2 separate regions of the Homo sapiens genome follow, and region 2 is linked to region 1. Evidence: chromatin loops called from intact Hi-C (ENCODE). Cell type or tissue: sigmoid colon. All regions are shown on one strand. Links, peaks and the distances in the headings refer to the core of each region. The heading gives the core; the rest is flanking DNA. Region 1 overlaps RAB22A (RAB22A, member RAS oncogene family). Region 2 has its middle 15 kb from the start of ANKRD60.

Region 1 (10,066 bases), core at 1,211-9,210:
GTGTGTGTTTTAACTGTTGTGTATTCTCGTTTATATGCAAACTAGATATGACTTGACCTTATCACTTGAGCGGCTGATGGCAATTTTAATGTTGATGATAGTATACCACTGGAGCATATTCCACGCCCTAACGCTGTACATTAGCCTCTAATTTACATTCACAACCCCACAATTTTCTTCTTAAAAATGCCCTTTTTCTAACGGAGTGGAACCTTGTAGCTTTCCCCTTATATTTTCCATATATTTTATTTAAAAGAGGCCTGAAGTTTCATTCTGGGCTGAATATTAATAAACAGAAGTCTGACCCCCTTGGTCTGTTCCCACCCCTCTAACAGCAGTATCTGAGGTTCTGTTATCTTCAAGCACATTTCTCAAAATGTGGTCTCTGGATTTTTAAATTGTTTCTTGGAAGATGCTGAAAAGTTGTGTTTAAAATTTAAAAAATAAGCAAATAGAGGTCTGATTAAGATCATAATTAACAAAGTGATTCATTTTGACCAGGTGCTAGGTGAAAGCTTTCTTTTTTCCCTTCTTCTCTCTTACAAGCTCCACTGGTGTTATAATGAAAAGCAGTAATACTCCTGGTGGGTAAATTTTAGAAGGCTGATGATGCTTGGCTTCCCAACCAACACTGACATTTTTAGTGGAGAATCATGTTTTTGGCCAGTATTATTATAAGCCAAACAACTGACAGATTTAAAAGGCTCTGTGTTTTATAGTTTACCATCTCAATGGAAATCTGCTTCTTAAATTCTAATGGAAAAAAAAATCTGCAGTAAACTTTGAAGTTACTTAGAAATCTAGGTCCATAATTTAGTTCTTATACGCTCCAAGGCAAGCAGCTAGATGCTTGTGGAAAAATAAAGCAAGGCTGTTTTGTGTAAGCATTTAAAACATCCCTGTTTGTTTTGGGTGTGTGCTAATTTGTGTCTTCCTTTTTGGTGTAGTGATTCCCTTTTTCTTTTTTCTTTTTTTTTTTTGAGATGAAGTCTCGCTCTTGTCCCCAGGCTGGAGTGCAATGGTGCGATCTCGGCTCACTGCAACCTCCACCTCCTGGGTTCAAGCGATTCGTCTGCCTCAGCCTCCCAAGTAGCTGGGATTACAGGTGCCTGCCACCATGCCAGGCTAATTTTTTTTGTATTTTTAGTAGAGACGGGGTTTCACCATGTTGGCCAGGCTGGTCTCGAACTCCTGACCTCAGGTGATCCACCTGCCTCGGCCTCCCAAAGTGCTGGGATTACAGGCGTGAGCCACTGTGCCCGGCTGTGATTCCCTTTTTCTTGGCAACAACAAATGGGACTGGCTTCTGCCATAGTACTATCTTGACAGGGTGTAGACTAATATTCTCCTCTTTTTTCCCCAAGTGAGAGGCACCTGCATATTCTCCTTCTTAACGGGTATTATTTATGCTCCCTCTATCCCCTATTGTCCAAGAGGATTTAGGGCAGCTTGAAAAGATATGTATTAAATTTCAGAATGAAATGAAGCGGTGCTATAAAGTTTTGCACACTTGCCCCAAATCTGGCTCTAAGGTTTTTACTGACCAAATTGAATAGGGTGTGTGTGTGTGTTTAAAAGGAGAAAAATAAGACAAATTCAACTTCAGTGTATGTATTGAGCCAATTTTCACTAAGGATTTGAAGACAGGATTAGAGTGTGAGAGTTCCTGATTTTTTTTTTTCTAATAAGAAAAAATCCAGCCAGGCGCGGTGCCTCATACCTGTAATCCCAGCACTTTGGGAGGTCAAGGTGGGCGGATCACAAGGTCAGGAGATCGAGACCATCCTGGCTAACACAGTGAAACTTTATAATACAGTGAAACACTGTCTCTACTAAAAATACAAAAAATTAGCCAGGCATGGTGGCAGGCGCCTGTAGTCCCAGCTACTTGGGAGGCTGAGGCAGGAGAATGGCGTGAACCCGGGAGGCGGAGCTTGCAGTGAGCCACGATTGTGCCACTCCAGCCTGGGCGACAGAGCAAGACTCCGTCTCAAAAAAAAAAAATTCCACACATACTCAGGGTAAAAATTTTAAAAGTACAGAAGTACATATACAGGAGAAAGTGAAAACCAGGTGACAGTTCTGTGGGCCAAGCCTCTCTTCTCAGAGGTAAGTTCTGTTAACAGCTTGGACTGCAGATCTCCAGACTTTAAAAGCAGAAAATAATAATATCAAGTGTTAGCAAGGATGCTGTGCAACTAGAATTCTTGCACACTGCTGGGGGGAGCTATATTGATATTCCACTTTAGTTTTAGAGATGGACTTTTGCTCTTGTTGCCCAGACTGGAGTGCAACGGTGTGATCTCGGCTCACTGCAACCTCCGCCTCCCGGGTTCAAGTGTTTCTCCTGCCTCAGCCTCCCAAGTACCTGGGATTACAGGAACCTGGCACCATGCTTAGCTAATTTTTATATTTTTAGTAGAGTCGGGGTTTTGCCATGTTGGCCACGCTGGTCTCAAACTCCTGACCTCAAGTGATCTACCCACCTCGGCCTCCCAAAGTGTTGGGATTACAGGCATGAGCCACCATGCCCAGCTAAATACACCATTTTAGAAAACTATCTACAAAAGCAAAAACAAATACAGACATTGAGAATGTGTGTGTGTGTGTGTGTGTGTATTTCTCATGACCCAGTAATTCCACTCCCGGGCACATGCCCAAGAGAAACCTGTACAAGCCTTTACACCAGAGATGTATGTAAGGTTCACTGTGGTCCATTCATAATGGCAAAAATCTGGAAATAATCCAATGCCTATCAATATAGACTAGATAAATAAATGGTGGTTTATTCACATAGTGGAATCCTACATAGCAGTGAGAATGAATGAGAATACGACATACCATGTTGGATGAAAGAAGCCAGACCCATATGGAACCACATGGTATGTATATAAAGTTGAAACCAGACAAAACTCATCAGTGATGTTAGAGAAGGAGCACAAGGTGGGGCACCTGAGGTGTGGCAGATGTCCCACTTTGTGATCTGAGGGTTGGTTATGTGGGTAACCTTCGTGAAATTTAATTGAGCTGTACCCAAGATTCATGACATTTTTTGTAGGTTTTATACTTAAAAACATAGAAAAAACAAAACAGCAAACCAGCAGACTTATAGCAAAGTTATTTTAACTGAATCAGAAAGTGATTATCAGGGAGATGGCTTACAGAAATAAACCCTGTGAGATGTTTGTGCTTTGTTAATGCCGTGTTAAACGACAGCTACAGGCATCCCACCCGAACAGCCACATGGGATAAGCTCTTATTACCTTCCCTTTGTGAAGATAAAAGAAACACAGGTCAGAGAGGTTAAGGGCCTTGTCTAGGGCCACATAGCTTGGAAAGATGCTCTGATGAGACTCAAATCCAAGCCTGTTTGTCTCAAGCCCTCTCTGCTCTCTCTGGTTCCCTCACTTGAACTTGTAGGTACTCTTTGGCACACCTACACTGTACAGGCAAATGTGCTTCTACCTAAGAGGAACAGCAAAGAGAGCACGGGTGTGTGTGAGCCAGTGCTTCTGCTGGCAATGAAGAGTACTGGGGGTGCAGGGTTCAAGTCAACACTGGGATGGAAAGACTAGCATCTTTGATGAAATCCCCATAATAATGGAAGATGAGGGAAGACCTTTTCTTCCACAATCTAGGGCACTGCACCGTTCCTTTCTTCCAGGGGCAGCAAACTTCCCTCTAAGTGCTCACTGGTGGCCTTGCTGACCTGCTTCTAGAACCCCCATCTTAACTACTGAAGAGCAAGGAGAGGGAGGAGTTGTATAAGATAAGGATATGGGAAGCTGGGAAGCTTCAGATACCTTGGTACAAATAACTTGCTGCTCACCAGACACTACAGCTGTCAAAATTCTGGTACTTCAGTATCCAAAGGTCATTTAAAAATGACTTCAGAGTATTTGGTTAAGAAGAACATATGATGAGTAATATCACAAAGAGAAACCATTTGGGAGGCAAATATATATTTGTAAACATAGCATTTTATTAACAAAATGTTTACACCCTTCTTACAACAAAACAGTGATTTAGCATGTTATACTCTATAAAAGTGTATTATAGAATATTCAAGCTAAAACAATATTATTTAAAAGTATGGCAAATCAACTTTCATTTGCAAACTATCTACTATGAGCATAGGCATGAAAACAAAAATCTTACAACAAAAAACAAAAGGTCTAGTTTTCTTTTGTCAGCATCTATAAACAATACAGGCATCATATGGTTTACATACACTTAGGTCCAGCCCAAGGTTAAGACTGCAAAAATAAAGTCTTCAAACATCCACAGAAGCTTGGCAAACCACCACTGCAGCATTCCATGACAGGTAACCAGGCCATGTGTCATGCAGTAAGTCCAAGGCCATAAATTTGGGCTGTTTATAATAGTGCTACAAAGCGGCCAAAACTGTAAGCAACTGAATTTTACTTTCGTAATAGATGCTTTTATAAAAAGGCACAAATATCTTATTCCTTTCATCAGGTCTTGAGAAGGCATGACATTCTTAGGAGAAAGAGAGATTGCTGGTAGGACGGCTTAGCTTTTTTTTTTGAAAAATGTCTAGGCTCATTGCCATAGCTGTTTTTCTTCAAGACTTTTAATTTGGACTTTTACACGCTTAACAAATGCTTTATTACAAATTCAGCGAAGTTCTGACCACTTATGTTAACTATCTTATTACCAATGGTAAAACAAAACAAAACAAAAAACCAAAACCCATTTTGTTAACTGGCCGTGTTCCCACGGTAAGCGAGCGCTGCTATTCTCTTTCTGAAGCAGCGGAGTTCTTCACCTAACACTGGCCTCTGTGTTTCTTATTTTATTTGTTTTAATGCTCTGGCCGGTTTTTTTTTCTTTCAAAAATGTTAAATTAAGAGTTGTACATGTCTTTGAGGTGCCTATGATATTTTGATACCTGTATCGAATGTGTAATGGACTGAATGAGGGTAACTGGGATTTCCTTCACCTCGCTTATCTTTTCTTTGTGTTGGGAATATTCTTATTCTTCTAGCTGTTTTCAAATATACAATCAATTATTGTTAAATGCAGTCTCCCTACTGTAATATCGAATGCTGGAACTATTCCTTCTATCTAACTGTATTTCTGTGCCCACTAATCAACTTCTGTTCATCCCCAACCCCAGGCCTGCGCATTTCTGACTGTGCTTGTTAGAAAAGCCCCAGCTGGAGGGGGTGAGCAGTCCCTGTTGCTGTGACCACGGAAGGCCGCAGGGGAAGGCAGATTACATATGCGAAGGAGGTGTCTGTGGCCATGTGTCTTTAAGGGAGAGCCCACAGAAAAATGAGCCTAAGGGAAATAAAGCGAGAAGTCTGCTTCAATCACAGAGACGGTAAGGTGTAAATTCTTAAGAAGGTCAGAGGAATGATTGACAATTATGTGAGTGACTCACAAAGTGAAATGATGGAAAGACTGAACTGCATGAGAGTTAAAAAAAAAATCTTTTCCAGGGCAATAAAGCTCTGTCTACACAGCGTAACGAATGGTTTAAAAATAGGGCCACCACTCACGCCTGTAATCCCAGCACTTTGGGAGGCCGAGGCGGGCGGATCGTGAGGTCAGGAGTTCGAGACCAGCCTGATCAACACGGTGAAACCCTGTCTCTACTAAAAATACAAAAAATATTAGCCGGGTGTGGGGGCGGGCGCCTGTAATCCTAGCTATTCAGGTGGCTGAGGCAGGAGAATTGCTTGAACCTGGGAGGCGGAGGTTGCAGTGAGCCGAGATCGCGCCCTTACACTCCAGCCTGGGTGACAGAGCGAGACTCCGTCTCAAAAAAAAAAAGAAAAAAAAGCCACCCATCAGTTGCTCTGACTAGCCAGCTGCCGATTAATTCACCCTGTAAAGAACTGACCAGTCCCTCTGACATCACGTGTATGAGCCACGTTAAGACAGTTTCACAAACTCTAATGTCATAAGTTCATATACAAGGTAAGTGAATATAAACAAAGTCAGTGCTGGCTTCAAAATTTTTCAGGAGTAAAACTGATTATTCAAGTATAAACTTAATTAAAAATTAATGGCCAAATGATACTAGGATTAAGCCCCAAAGCAAAGTCAAGCACCACCATGGGCATGGGCACAGGGACTACTCATGCCAGTGGGCCCCACTCTACTTGGGTGGCCAGTGGCCTCTGAATTGGCCTAGAGGAAGAGGTATGCCCAGCTCTTCTACAAGATGACGTTAGATGCTGAGGGGTTTCCTTGACAATTTCAATTTTGGCCCTATGTGTGAAATGCTATTTTAAGGATGATTTCCTCCACAGTACTGCATTCAAAAGCTTCCCCAAACAATGAAAAGTTCCTGAATCAAGCAAAAAGCGGAATCAGTAAAACTGGCATGTTTTGTTTGTTATAATATTAATGTCTACAGCTTAAAACTGTCAATTAAGAAAGGCCCTTTAAAAAAATCGTTACTGGTTGGGCGCGGTGGCTCACGTCTGTAATCCCAGAATGTTGCGAAGCCGAGGCAAGCAGATCACCTGAGGTCAGGAGTTCGAGACCAGCCTGGCAAACATGGTGAAACCCCATCTCTACTAAAAATACAAAAATTAGCTGGGTATGGTGGTGCACGCCTGTCATCCCAGCTACTCAGGAGGCTGAGGCAGGAGAACTGCTTGAACCCAGGAGACAGGTTGCAGTGAGCTGAGATCGCGCCACTGCATACCAGCCTGGGCGACAGAGTGAGACTCCATCTAAAAAAAGAAAAAAAAAAAAAAAGAAAAAAAATCATTACTATCTTACGGCTTTTAATTGGCTGATAGGCCTTGATACTTGAATTCTTGCTCATGAAAATAATTTTGTTGTTTCAATTATGATGCATTTTGTGGAGTACTGGGCACCATACAGATCTAAAAATGAACTTGCAGTAAATTAAACACTTTTTGTTAAATCTGTTAGACACCACGGTTTTAATTTCACCATATACTAATGATACATCTTAATCTTACTATCTAAAATGTTCAACGTAATAAAAGGGATAGATGGAAGGTTTGGGATTTTTGTTTTTTTAAGCTTATGAATCCTTTTGTTTTGAAGCCAAAAATATTCTGGCCTATCCATAATTGATTATACTCTAAAAGGAAAGAAAACAGATATTAGTTATTTCTGATGGTATAGACCATCAAATTAAACCTGATCTATGCTATTGGAAGTCCTTCGAGATCTGGAAGGTAAATCATTTTCCTATATGCTAAGAGAATCCTGAAAGACCAACAGAGATAGATGAAGATTCTTGGTTCTATTTATTCACTTCCCACATTATGTCCAATGCAACTTCATCACAATAGGCCTCTCACTTATCATTCTCTTAGACTGAAAAAATGGAGGCTCCTGAAAAATGTAATATCTTCCTCATATTTTTTAGACTTTCATTTGCACATAAAACAGGACAAATGCCCCAGAATTCCATTAAAGTTTCTTGCAAATCGGATAATCAAACTGCCTGGATTTATATTATTAGAAGTCAAGACAAGCAACTCCGCTGTCAAGAGAAATTCGCAGAGGTTGTTTCTTTAAGTTCTAGGCTAAATTCCACCCCCAACCCTTTTTTCTAAAACTATAAAATATGATGTTTATCTCATGGATAAATTTGTTTCTTAGACTATTTTTTTTTAAATCACAGCACAGCAGGAGTTAAAACAAATATCCTAAACATTACCTTGAATCATTTAAAAATCCTTTTGATAAACCAAGCTAACTAGAGGCAGGTATACAGTTAACAGCTTGACCCCTGAAGGTACATTCCATTTCTTCCTTTAAAAAATATTAACTGTTAAAGAGGTAGAAAAACTCTTGAAGTTGAACGGTAAAACTGTCCCTTTAAAGCAAATGTAAATAATGACTTTCACAGGTTCACTATCTAGTTTGTCACTGAACTTTCATTACAGAGTTAGAAGGAACATTTATAGCCCAGTGAGGTTAGAGAGGAGAGCCAGCCTGAGTTTGTCATTTCCCAAATGTTCTAGAGCAAGTACCAAGTATAGCTCAGTTAAGGAATTTCCAATAATTTTTCCCTGGAAGAAAAGGGTTTTCACAATACTTACACAGGTTCCTGCAGAGACACGTGGATGTTTAGGGGGGCTCATCCGTTACTTAAGTAACATACTGTGCACCTATATCTTATACTCTTAAGGGCCCATAAATCACATCCTTGATGTATTCTGAAAGAATAAGTGAAAGTACCAAAAAGAATTCTGTAACTCACTCTTAGAATCTAAAAGATGCCTGTAACCATGAGCAAATGCCTTTCTGAGCTGGAGGCTGACATGCCAATTAGTGCAGTGTCGTCGGAATCTAAACTGCTTATTTTAACACAATGCCCTAAAAATACTGACATTTTGGTTTGACAGTTACAGGAAAGTTAGCTAAAGGATATTTTCATTACTATATTTCCCAGAGTTTAATTTAGAAGGCTTCCTAGACCAATTTTCCTCCTTGAGAACAGAAAAGAAATACATACAAGACGTAAAGAGAAGTTCTGAAATTAAAGTTGGTTTCCTTTCCCTTTAGATATTTAAGAATAAGAGGAATTGACAACTTCAAGAAGGACACCAGCCCACATAGAGGAGGCGCTCAAGCCTCTCACACAAAAGTCCCGATCCTTCCAGACATCCAGAAAGTGCGTACACAATGGGAAACAGGGACTTCAAACAACATCATAAACGGGTCACAAGAAAATAAGTTACTTTGAAAAGAACTAAATCTTTCACCTGCTTCGTGTAAAACTTATTCTGACCACGGCTGACAGGCAGGTGATGGACACTTAATCATAATCTTACTTTATGTTCTTTTAATCACCAGATGATGGTTAATTAGTTATCATAGAATCAGAAAAACACTTGTGTGAGAGTTCTGGAGACCATTGGTTTCTAGGATTGGACGCCTGCAAAGAGCTTATTTCAATTTCTCCGAAAAGAATCAACATACAGTAGCAGCTAATTAATAATTTTTCTCTTCTGTTCAGTCCTGAGAGTTTTAAAAAAATGGCCCTGTATCGTAAGAAAACCAAACATGTTTATAGATGGGAGTATGTCTCAATTCCTTTGAAATATAGCCTCTTCTCCATAAGAAATTATTATAAAGAAAATATGAAATGTGTATTAGATCATTGCTTAGTCAGCTTAATAATCCAAAATGTGTTCAAAATGAAACACTGCTTCTGACTTTAGTATTCATCTTTGCATTTTAGAAGCAAATAAAATAAGTGAAAATATTTTTTCCCTGCTTTCACTGAGTATGGATTATGGATCTGAGAGAGCAATTTTTTGTTGTTGTTGCTAAGCATTAGAAGGATATTACACGAGAAACAGTGCCGAGTCAAGTTCTTAGACAGACTGATGAAAATGAGGGAAGAGGCCCGAGAAATGCATAAGTACAAGCTTCATATCACTCATTCTGTTAATAAAACATGTGGCTATAATAAAACAGAATCACACCCTACATATGGGAGGGAGGGTGAGAAATCATGAAATCAGCAAAGGGCTGATGAGATGGACCCACATTGGGCTCGGTACAGTAAAACATCACAGTAAGATCAGACACATCCAGATGCCTCACCAGTTAAGATGAGCTCAGAAGACCTTGCCTTTCCCCATGCACCGAGACACCATGCAATCACCAACAGCTACTGGTGGGTGTGGTGGAAAAAATGTGAAGGTCATAGATTTGCACCATCTTTTGGTAAAATAAGACAGAAAGGGTCGCACATGCTTTGCCTCTTTGGTAATGAGTCAAGCAACCTCTGTTTTTATTTTGTTGTCATGGAGATAGAGGCCCAGCAGTGGGAATTCTAGGGACACACCAGGGTGGTGCCCGGATGCCTGGGATCCATCTGGATGTATACAGAAGAAAGTCAAACTACTTTAGGTGTAAAGCGCCTGGCTCTGGGAATCACATGGCTTCTCTAGGAGCTTGCTAATTTAGCACCGGGGAGGAAGCAAAATCCTAGGGGCATGGAGCATCCACATGTCTTTTAAACAAAACGAAGTTAGAATTTTTACTAATGACATTCTTTTTATATGATTTCAGAAGATAAAAAAAATTCCAAATG
Region 2 (10,066 bases), core at 617-8,616, 120 kb after region 1:
TATCTGTTAAAGGTAACCAAGTCATTTACTAAAATTAGGAGGTAAAAGAAATGTTTATTTCTTCCACTTCTCATAATATCTGTTTGTTTCAAATGATTCCTTTTAGACCAGTATGTATTTTCCTTTTCCTTGTCATTAATTTCTGCATATGCCTTCACTGCTTCATTAAAATAGGTTCCAGCACTTTGGGAGGCCAAGGTGGGCTGGTCACTTGAGGCCAGAAGTTTGAGACTAGCCTGGCCAATGTGGAGAAACTCCATCTCTACTAAACGTACAAAAAAATTAGCCGGATGTGGTGGCACATGCCTGTAATCCCAGCTACTCGGGAGGCTAAGGCACAGGAATCGCTTGAACCTGGGAGGCGGAGGTTTCAGTGAGCCGAGATCGCGCCACTGCACTCCAGCCTGGGCAACAGAGTGAGACTCTGTCTCACAAAAATAAATAAATAAATAAATAAATAAATAAATAAATAAATAAATAAATAAAAAAAACAGGTTCTGCTCTTCCTCAGAGTCTCCGATTGGAGTAGCACTCTTTTGTTTGTTTTGGCAGATCCCAAAGTTCTTTGAGCTCTGCTCTGATGCTGTTTGGGGCATGCGGAAAGCCTGTGCAGAATGCTTCACGGCTGTGTCGCACAGCTCCTCCCCTGGGGTCCGCAGAACCCAGCTCTTCCCGCTCTTCATCAGACTTGTCAGCGACCCCTGCCGATGGGTGAGTGCCAGCAGCCCTGTCCAGACACCAGCCTCTGTTGACCAACTGAACAGCTACGTCTGGCTTCCAGGCTGGGATTCACTTCTGGGCTTGTAACTTTGTATTTTGTCCCTTCAGTTACTGATTGCCATAATCACATTTAGACCTTGTGAGGTCTCAGGGAAACTAAAATCTCAAAAGCTTGGGGTGAGTTAAGAAGGTGAGGTACACCGTACCATTTATAGTGAACGAATATCATGAAAATCATAATTGAGAAAGAAAAAACTATGTAACTGAACTGTTACCTTTTCTGTTGCTATCATAAACATGTCTGTAATGATTAATAAGGCCTGTTCAAATACTTGATATAAAATGTATTATTCATATAAAATTAATATTCTGGAAGAATGAAAACAGTATAATGGGGCTAAATTTTTCCTTACTTTCTGTTGAATAATAGTATTTGGAATTTAGGGAATGATTTAGAAAGCAATAAATCTCCATAGATGTAATGTGGTGGAGAGTAGCTTGTGTGGTGTCCAACTATCTGTTTCAGCCTGGGCTCAGTCCTGGCCACCGCCGCTGGCCGATGCTGCGTTCATTCACTGCACTGTTCTTTCTGGTTCCAGGTGCACCAGGCTGCCTTCCAGTCCCTCGGCCCCTTCACTTCCACCTTTGCAAACCCCTCCAGGGCTGGCCTTTATCTTCGAGAGGATGGCGCCCTGAGCATCTGGCCACTCACCCAGGATTTGGACTCTGGTTTTGCCTCTGGCTCCCCTGCTCCCAGCAGTGGTGGTAACACTTCCCCTGCCAGGTATGCTCTGGCTAGGGTCACCACCAGGACCCTCGATGTACCTTAAGCACCCACCTAAAATTTCAGCAATTATCTTGTCTCGAGTTTTAGTAGTGACCTTCTGGGCAAGATGGAATATTAGAGCTTTAATTATGTAAAGAAGCAAAAAGTAATTGCAATAATGATTTTGAAACATGACTACTGGGTTATAAATAATGAAGCTACTATGTCTCCTAAATTTAGATAAAATATTCATTGAGATTAGTGATTAAATAACCTATAAAGAACATTTTCTCTTACTTTTTGATGAATGAAGTTCTCTGGGTAATTTACTTAGGGAAAAATGTGAAGTCTCCCAAATGTACTTTTTTGGAGGTTGGGTTACATGTACATAAAGGCGACACTCCTGACCAACAGCGGTAGACCCTCCAGTGTTTGCTAATATGGCGCTGGATCTTGGCTTTGTCATGTCTTTCCTCTGAGGCTGATGCGTATACACCAGCCATCCTATTTGAGGTCGTTTGTAAATGTCTCTCCATTGTCGCTAGCGTGCAGGCATGTGAGAGTGGGTAACTGATGCCTCACAGAATACAAATCCTTCCGAGGTTGGCCCATCCTCCCTCCATCCCACTTCCATCAGAGTTCATTGAGCTCCTGCTGTATGGCAGGCCCATGGGCAGTGTCTTCCTCAAGACCTCAAAGTGGTTAACAAATAGCCACCTCTTACCAGTTTCAGCGCCTTTTGTTTTCTAATGCCTGCCCTCTGGTGGAGGTACTCATGAGCAGGAAATGGATGAAATGTACCGAAGGTGCTCCAGCGGAAGTCCAGGCCGGCTCAGCCCTGGAGTATAGTGGAGAGAACGGCTGAACTTTCAAGTGGTGTTTTCAGTGCCCATCATACTCCCGGCGGGGCAGTGGGGGTTGACAAACCTCTTATCCTCTCGTGAGATTTTAGTCAGCTGACACCAGGAGACACAAAGAGGGGCCAGTGGTCAGCTAGGAAGTAGAGGACTGGGTGAGGATGTGGTTCTCATGTTTTTCCCTGTGGCTTTCAGTCTGTTACACAGTATTAAAAGTTTGCTTCCCTCAGTTTAACTCGTTCAGCAAAGCCTGTGCGGAGCGAGCCAGAGCTACCTGTGGAAGGGACCTCAGCGAAAACCAGTGATTGCCCACACAGCAGTAGCTCCTCTGACGGCCCAGCGGAAAGCCCTGTGGAAAGCTGTGTGTCGGCTGGAGCTGAGTGGACCAGGGTTTCCCCAGAGACCAGCGCCTGCTCAAAGCTTTCTGACATGAATGACCTCCCCATCAGCAGCTACCCTGGATCAGATTCCTGGGCCTGCCCAGGGAACACTGAGGATGTGTTCAGTCATTTTCTTTATTGGTGAACTCCTCTCCCTGACATAAGCAAGGACTTAGAGCTGCTTCTGAGTGAGGCTGGGCCTCAGGAGGACGACTGCAGCAGACCTGGGGTTGTGCACAACAGCTGTGTGGCCCGGAGTGAGATTCAGAAAGTCCTTGGTAGCTTGCAGGAGCATCTGATGAATGATCCAGATGTTCAAGGTAAATGTTGTTCATTGTCATTAAAGAGAAGATGGGATGTTTCTGTGTCGTGTGTTGCATTTCGCCACTTCCTTCTTCCCCAGGCATGTGTACTGACGCATGTGCGTGTGGACCTGTATTCATTTACACTGTATACCCATTGAGAGGAGAGACTTGTTCAGTCTCAGTACAGCTCGAAAAGTCAGAAATACCTCTGTGCAGGTACCTATGCAATGATTTTGCTTTCTGATTTTGCAGATGGACGTGCACAGAGTCTGAAGTCAGTTCTGATAGGAAAGTGGATAGTTTGTGGGCATGTCTGTGGCAGGGGAAATTTTATTAGCTCCTTAGACACACTCTTACATCATCTCCCACATAGAATGCCCTTTCTAGTTACGAACAGCCAAGGGTGGCCTCCTTTTGGAGCCTATTAACGCAGCCCTTAGCTAAACTTTAAGGTTCTTGTCTTTGTACAGGAAGGAAAAGCACAACTACTGCTTTGGGGTATTTTTCATTTTATGACTCGTGCTCCCACTGAGCATCTGATCAGGGATCTGGACCTTGCAATCCATATCCCATTATCATGATCTTCCTTCTCTGCACAGTGCTATATTTGTATTCTTCCTTGCATTGGAGAAATTGGAAAAAAACATCACTTGCTGCTGTTGCTGGGCAGAGATTTGTGAAGCTTTCGGGAAGGGAACTATGAAAATTCAGTTAGCCCTGTGATTATTCTTTATCCTTAAATTTATGAAGGAAATTAAATCAATGTTTGCTGAAGGAATGGGCACACGTAACATATCACTTCTAATAGCTAGAGACAAAGGTCTGTTTTTGGAAAACACATTACTGAGCTGCCTTAATCCCCAGTGTAAGACCTGGACTGGGGGCTGGGCAGTGATGACTGTGGCCCCTGAGGCCCTTGTGATATGGTTAAGGGGATTGTGCAGGCAGCCACCCTGTGGGGCATGGCGAGGGCTCGGAACGGAGGGGATGCGATGTGTAGAGGAAATGTCTGGGAGAGACCTTACATAGCAGGTGACATTTGGCCTGGGCTTTAGAGATTGGCTGAGAACCCACCATTCAGAGAAGTCAGGGGATGAGTTTCAGAAGGTTCTTTCAGTTCCCTGAAATCATTATTTGTAAAATCTTGCATGTTTGTGCATACTTAATTTCTTTGTAAGACAAGGCCCATAGCTTTCTTCAGAGCTCAAAGGGATCTATGATCCCCGAAGATCTAGAAATAAGTGATGCATTTTATTTGTGAACTGGCCACGGCAGGCAGGAGATGTCACTCAGGCCATTGGGAAGGGCCTGGTGTGTAGCACTGGAGCGGTGGGACCTGTCCTGGGCACAGCGCAGAGCCAGCTACAAGCTCTCAGTGTTTTGATGAATGTTGGAGTCCACGAAATTTAATTAATAGAAGCAGGATGCAGGAAGTAATATGTGTGTGTGTGTGTGTGTGTGTGTGTGTGTCTTTTGGGAGGTTGAGGATACTAAAACATTCGTTTATTTTTACAGAAAGGTATGTGAAATATGTTATCTTTACTGTTTAGATAGTCTCAAACTGTCATACTCTGGACAGAAAGAATGGGCAGCCTTTGGGGCTTGGTGAGTGAGAGCATTACTCATCTGTGTGTAAATGGATGTATTCATGCATGGGTGTGTGTGTGCACATGTATGTATGTGTATGTGAGCAGGTAGCCATCCTGCTTTATAAATGGGGGAGCAGGATACCCTTCACTGAGTTGTTGGACCTCCCAGTCATCCTTGTTCAGTGATACCATGCTGTCTTTCTGTGAAACATGGTGGAGTCACTTGGGTTTTTCCGAATTGAGACTTTTCAAGTTCAGGTTTGATGTTCTGTGCATGGCTGGCATTTAGTTGAAGTAGTTAATTGTTAGTGGCCGGAAATATCACCACCTTGCCGAGAGCTTGAGACTCCAGAGCATTGTCACTTCAGAACAGATACGTGTCAGTGTAGTACACCCACACCATGTAGCTTAGTGCAGACTATGTTGTTTTGAAGACTTCTCTGAAGTAAACCCCCACAAACCAAATAAAGTTGTTAAATTTCTTGAAACTTCTCTTCCTCCAGCTCAAGTTCAGGTATTATCCGCTGCACTGAGAGCTGCACAGCTCGACTGCGTGAATGAAGCTGAGAGCAAGCCAACAGCAGGCCTAAAGGAAGTGTCCATTTCACATCCCAGCTCTGCCTCTGACAATCAGATCGCTCTGGCGGCCTCATCATCTCAGGATGAGCTCTTTGTGGCCAGGATATTACAAAGCCCAGTAAGTATTTGCCGTATCCCTCAGCCACCGAGGATGTGACAGAAATCACAAAGCAGCATTTTCTCTTATTAATATATCCCAGCAGAGATGATAAATGGCAAATTTCATTTTATTCTTAAGGTCATGTTTTGGATAACTAGACAACCAATCAATCAGGTGATTGATAGTGCCGACGCGCTCCCACGAAGACGGGTGGGCACCAGAAAGTACCTTCCCTCTTCTCCAGAGATGACAAGAACTTCTTCTTTGGGGAGGTTAACCATGTAAATGCTCTGTGTCACTGCTAACAGACATCAACATCTTTTAATAATAGTGGAGGGTGAATTCAGGCAGTTCCTGGAATTTCAAGTGGACGAGGCCTCCCAGAGCAGCTGTCACACCAGCCGCCCATTTGGTAGGCGCTCTGGCATACGTGGATGCTCCAGTGCTGGTCCTGGCATGCTGTTTCTCTTTCTTTTGAAAAAGCACCAGTGACCCCCTTCCTCCTGTGGGTGGAACCAGCCCCTTGTGAGACCACGGCCCCAAAGCTGGAGTGAAGAGGGGCCCATGATTTATTTCTTCAGGTTTCTCCAGGAGCTTGGGTCAACCCCTTGTAGCTGGAGGTTCTTGAGCTGTCCTAGTTTCTACTAAGCTTCCACTTGGACCACTTTAAGTTGGGGTCTTCCACAGGTAGGGGGGCAGAATGGAGGATTAAAATGAGGGAGGAGTCTGTGGTCATACAGTCATTGGGATAGCACCGTGTCATTATCATGTGCCATGATGGATAATCTCTTCAATCTCATGGTCTCCAGGGCCTAAATACCAGTTGTTTCTCTATTCATACAGTTTAGAACTTGATTTCAGTGATTAACACCTCCCTTACCCCTTAGGCCTGCTCTAATAAAGCAAAATAAAACATTTTAGAACTCAAACATAAAATGTGTAGGAGTTGGTTATCTGTGATTAATAAGAAATGGGGTGATATCCTCTTCTGCTGGTTTGTTGCTAAAAAAATTAGCAAGAAAGCTCATTATTGTCAACCTTGTTACCTAGAGTGCAAAAGTTGCAAGTGTTAAGTAGAAGGGTGTGACCACATTTACCTTGGTGGGGATGTGATAGTATTTGGACTTCTTTATCATAGAGGTGAAAAAAAAAAAAAAGAACAGATTCCTCCAGGCTGGGGCTTTTGAGTTGCAGCTTTAAAAGGGTTTGTGTAATGGAGCCTGTTTTATGGTGTGGGAGGGCAGAGCCCTTGAATTTGCGGCTTGACTCCAAGATCCTAGTGGGATTAATTAGGATGCTTCCTGTCGCAAAAGAAGGGAGAGGAAATAAAAAACTCCAAGAACCATGAGGAAAATGTTCTCTTGCACAAGACAAGAGGAAGAAGTGCTGTGGTTGGGCAGCTTCTGGGCTGCTAGACTCCATACCTTTGGTGCTGATCTGTCCACCCTTCCCCTCTGCTGTGGTGGCTTTTGTCAGCATGAAATGCCCAGTGGAAGGCGGGGCCTGTGTCTTCCCACTTGTCTCTTTTGAAGAACAAGGACACCCCAGGCGGGAAACCACCTCCCTGCCCTCTCCTTCTGCCTCCCTCTTCCTGGCCACAGTCACGGTGTGCATTCATGGGTTGAGCATGGTGAACTGGGCAGAAACATGGGAGCCCCCTGAGTCGGGATCCTGCTAGAAAGAAGGCTGCTGGATGCTGAGTGGTGGGTGCACAGGTAGCCAGCCAGCATGGTGTCCCACTGGGGTTTGGGGAACTCACAATACCTTCTGGAGGTGCCATGACTTGTGGTGATTTGCTTAAGCCTTGATTTGGCTCCTGGATTAAGTGCTGCACATATGCTTGCACTGAAGACTTTGGAATAAAATTAATTTCTAAAGGGATAATAGTGATTCTAATGACACATCTTGTTACTATATGTGAATTTATTAATAATAAGACCACAAGAAATTGAGGTCTTAGGTTTTTATACCAAAATATTTCTGTTTTATCATGTCCTCTGTTAAAATAAATAGTACATATCAGTGAAAACCTTGGGAATTGAAGGTTCTGGTGGCGCGCCTCAGAGCAAACGAAGCATCTATCGGTGTGTTAATCGACTTTCCTGGATCATACATTGAGCTGATTTGTCAGAATCCATTAAGCTGGTAGACAGTATGACATTTCAAGTGCAACTTGGAAATCCATGTTATGGTTGAAGGAGAAGGTCAGGTCCATCTCAGTTAATGTTAATCAACGATCAGAGACCAAAATGTCACCATTGAATGTTCTTGTTCATTTTAATTGTTTACCTAATGTAAAGGTTTATCAGCGAACATCAGGAGTGTTTGTACCTGTGAAAATCTAGGACAATTTTCTGATTAAATACTCCTGTATCAGCCACATCTTTTCTCTCAGATTCATTGGGTTCCCCAGCCCCCATCCTCTTTCAGGGACCCACCATTGCTGCAATCCCTGATTACCAAGAAATGCTGGAGGTGCTGGCTCTACCACTTCTTGCAAACCTCACCCTTCTGGAGTAGTCTGTGCCTTAAACATGTGAATATTACTTAAAGGTGTTGGTTAGCCATACCAGGGAGTCCCTAGGGCATAAGGAATAGTGGATGCAAACTCACAGGGTTGCTCCTCAGTGCTTTCACTTTAGCCTTTGTATTTCTGTAAGGACCTCCAGCAGTCTTGAAATTAAAATGTATGAAATCAATTTTCCTTTGCACTTAAAAGAACTGGTTTATACAGTATCATATGTAACTGTGCAAATGTAATTTTTAACATCTGGAAAGATACCATTGACTTCAAGGAAAGCTTTTGCCTTGGCTTACAGAAGTAATTTCTGGCATTGAAAAAGGACTCTTTGAAGGGGAAGTGACAGGACAGCTGCTTCCTTTGGAGCAAATTGGTAACATGTCCAATCAACTCTGTAGGATCCAGGTGGACCCAGAAATGGAACCAGTGACCATCTGGAGACTGACCAGAGGCAGGATCCCACCCCACTTGAAGAGAATAAATCTAAATTACAGGTTCGTTTCTTTCGGGGGCGGGGGGGCGGGGAGGCAACTCAAAACTGTGTATTTTCTTAAAGTTAACTTTAAGAATTGGAACCAAATATTTTTTCTTCTATCAATATTGATTACATATTTTAATTCATATTTCGTGTTGCTAATTGTAAAAAATTAATTGTAAGGTAGTGTTTAAGCTTCTGAACAATCTATAATAGTGTTTTCAATAAAGCAAACTAATATGAGAAAAAAATAAGACATCTAACACTGATTTGATTGAGTTCTATCTCAGTCAAGCACAGTCAAACATAGACGTGATTATCAGAGTATAAGGTCTCAGGTGCTAGGTTCTTGGGGCAGTTGTAAGAAAAGAGAAGGCAGTCTCCATTCTCAAGAGCTGGATGTACCAGCCTAAGCAGACATTGCTGTCTAGACTGTCCTCTATGATATCAAATATTGTGCCAATCTTAAGAAGATGAGTTTTGGGTGTTGCTTTCACTTCAAGCAAAATTGAAAACCCACTCTCTGGAGAAAACAGAGTTGGCAATCTGAAGCCCTTTGGCTTTAGGAAGGCCTCATGTTCCTCTCACATTTCTGCTTTATTGTTTTCACCTCTAAACTCCAAACTCCTTGTTTTTCATGAGTATTTTCCTGCATTCACGATGGCCTCCTTTCTCTCTCATTTCCCAGGATGTAATACCTCAGCCGCTGCTAGATCAGTATGTGTCCATGACTGACCCAGCTCGAGCCCAGACTGTCGATACTGACATAGCCAAACACTGTGCCTACAGCCTCCCAGGGGTGGCACTGACCCTGGGCAGGCAAAATTGGCACTGCCTGAAAGATACATATGAAACACTGGCTTCTGATGTACAGGTAAAAGCCTTTCCAGAGGCACGTGCAGAAAGAGGGTGGGTCATTCATTAGGGAGAAAAGGGAAGCTGCAGCAAGGCTTATTGGCCTGAATTTTATGTGGATGCAAATTGGCATGTTTACTGGTCTCTGATGAAATAAAGCTTTAAGTGGCCAACACCTGGCAGTATTCATTTTGCTCCAAAAATGCCATGTAAGATACGGAAGAGGTTGAATTGCACTTGCTTGTCGTGATTCGTGTGTCTGCTATGCACCCCTAGTGGAAGGTACGGCGAGCCCTAGCCTTCTCCATTCACGAGCTGGCTGTGATTCTTGGGGATCAGTTAACAGCAGCTGACCTGGTGCCTATCTTCAATGGATTTTTAAAGGATCTGGATGAAGTGCGAATAGGAGTTCTTAGACACCTGTATGATTTTCTAAAGGTAGGAAGAAGGGTTAAAAGCAAAAAACAAGCCTCCTCTCTCCGAATCAAATTTGTGAAGCCCTGGATGTCTATGGTGTCAGTGAAAAAAACAATGCAGTTTTTAGCTTTCTTTAGCTGAAATGTACCATCCATAATCTTAAAGTGGATGTTCTTTCAGTGATGGGTAAATATTTTAAACTTTTTTCTCCTCATTTTCCTGTCCATTAGAGTTTTAATTCTGTGGAAGATGGTAGACACAAAGCCTAGCACACTCTTTGCAAAAGAAGAAATCAAGGCCCCCAGGTAGTGACCTGACTTGCCCAGAAGTCACCCAGGGGAAGAGCCTGGGCTGAAGTCCAACCTCTGTTCTGCATGAAGCACTTTTTCTGCAAGTCGCTGCTGCTTCCCTTCTGGCTTCCCCCCCTCCCCCCCAAACGAACGATGAATATAAAAAATAAGAGTTTAAAAATGACCTAGAGAAACTAATTACTCTCATCCAC

The links. Peaks named below come from ENCODE experiments on the same cell type or tissue, not always from the same donor. Only the 100,000 strongest peaks of a DNase experiment are listed, where the experiment ranks them.
Region 2: a loop joins it to region 1, with 2.2 times the contacts of the local background. A loop is called at or near these places in 7 of 110 quality-filtered maps.

Annotation. Positions count from the first base shown.
Region 1 is chr20:58,361,402-58,371,467 of GRCh38, reverse strand. It overlaps RAB22A (RAB22A, member RAS oncogene family), which reads right to left. Exons shown (of 7, transcript NM_020673.3): 7 at 3,961-10,066. Among named protein-coding and RNA genes, the nearest start is that of VAPB, 23 kb to the left of the region's middle. In sigmoid colon, for the core only: no CTCF peak of the experiment used is centred there; DNase peaks (open chromatin) are centred at 4,310 and 5,196; H3K4me3 peaks cover 651 bases.
Region 2 is chr20:58,238,760-58,248,825 of GRCh38, reverse strand. It overlaps the pseudogene PPP4R1L. Among named protein-coding and RNA genes, the nearest start is that of ANKRD60, 15 kb to the right of the region's middle. RefSeq lists an enhancer at 6,862-7,362. In sigmoid colon, for the core only: no CTCF peak of the experiment used is centred there; no DNase peak of the experiment used is centred there.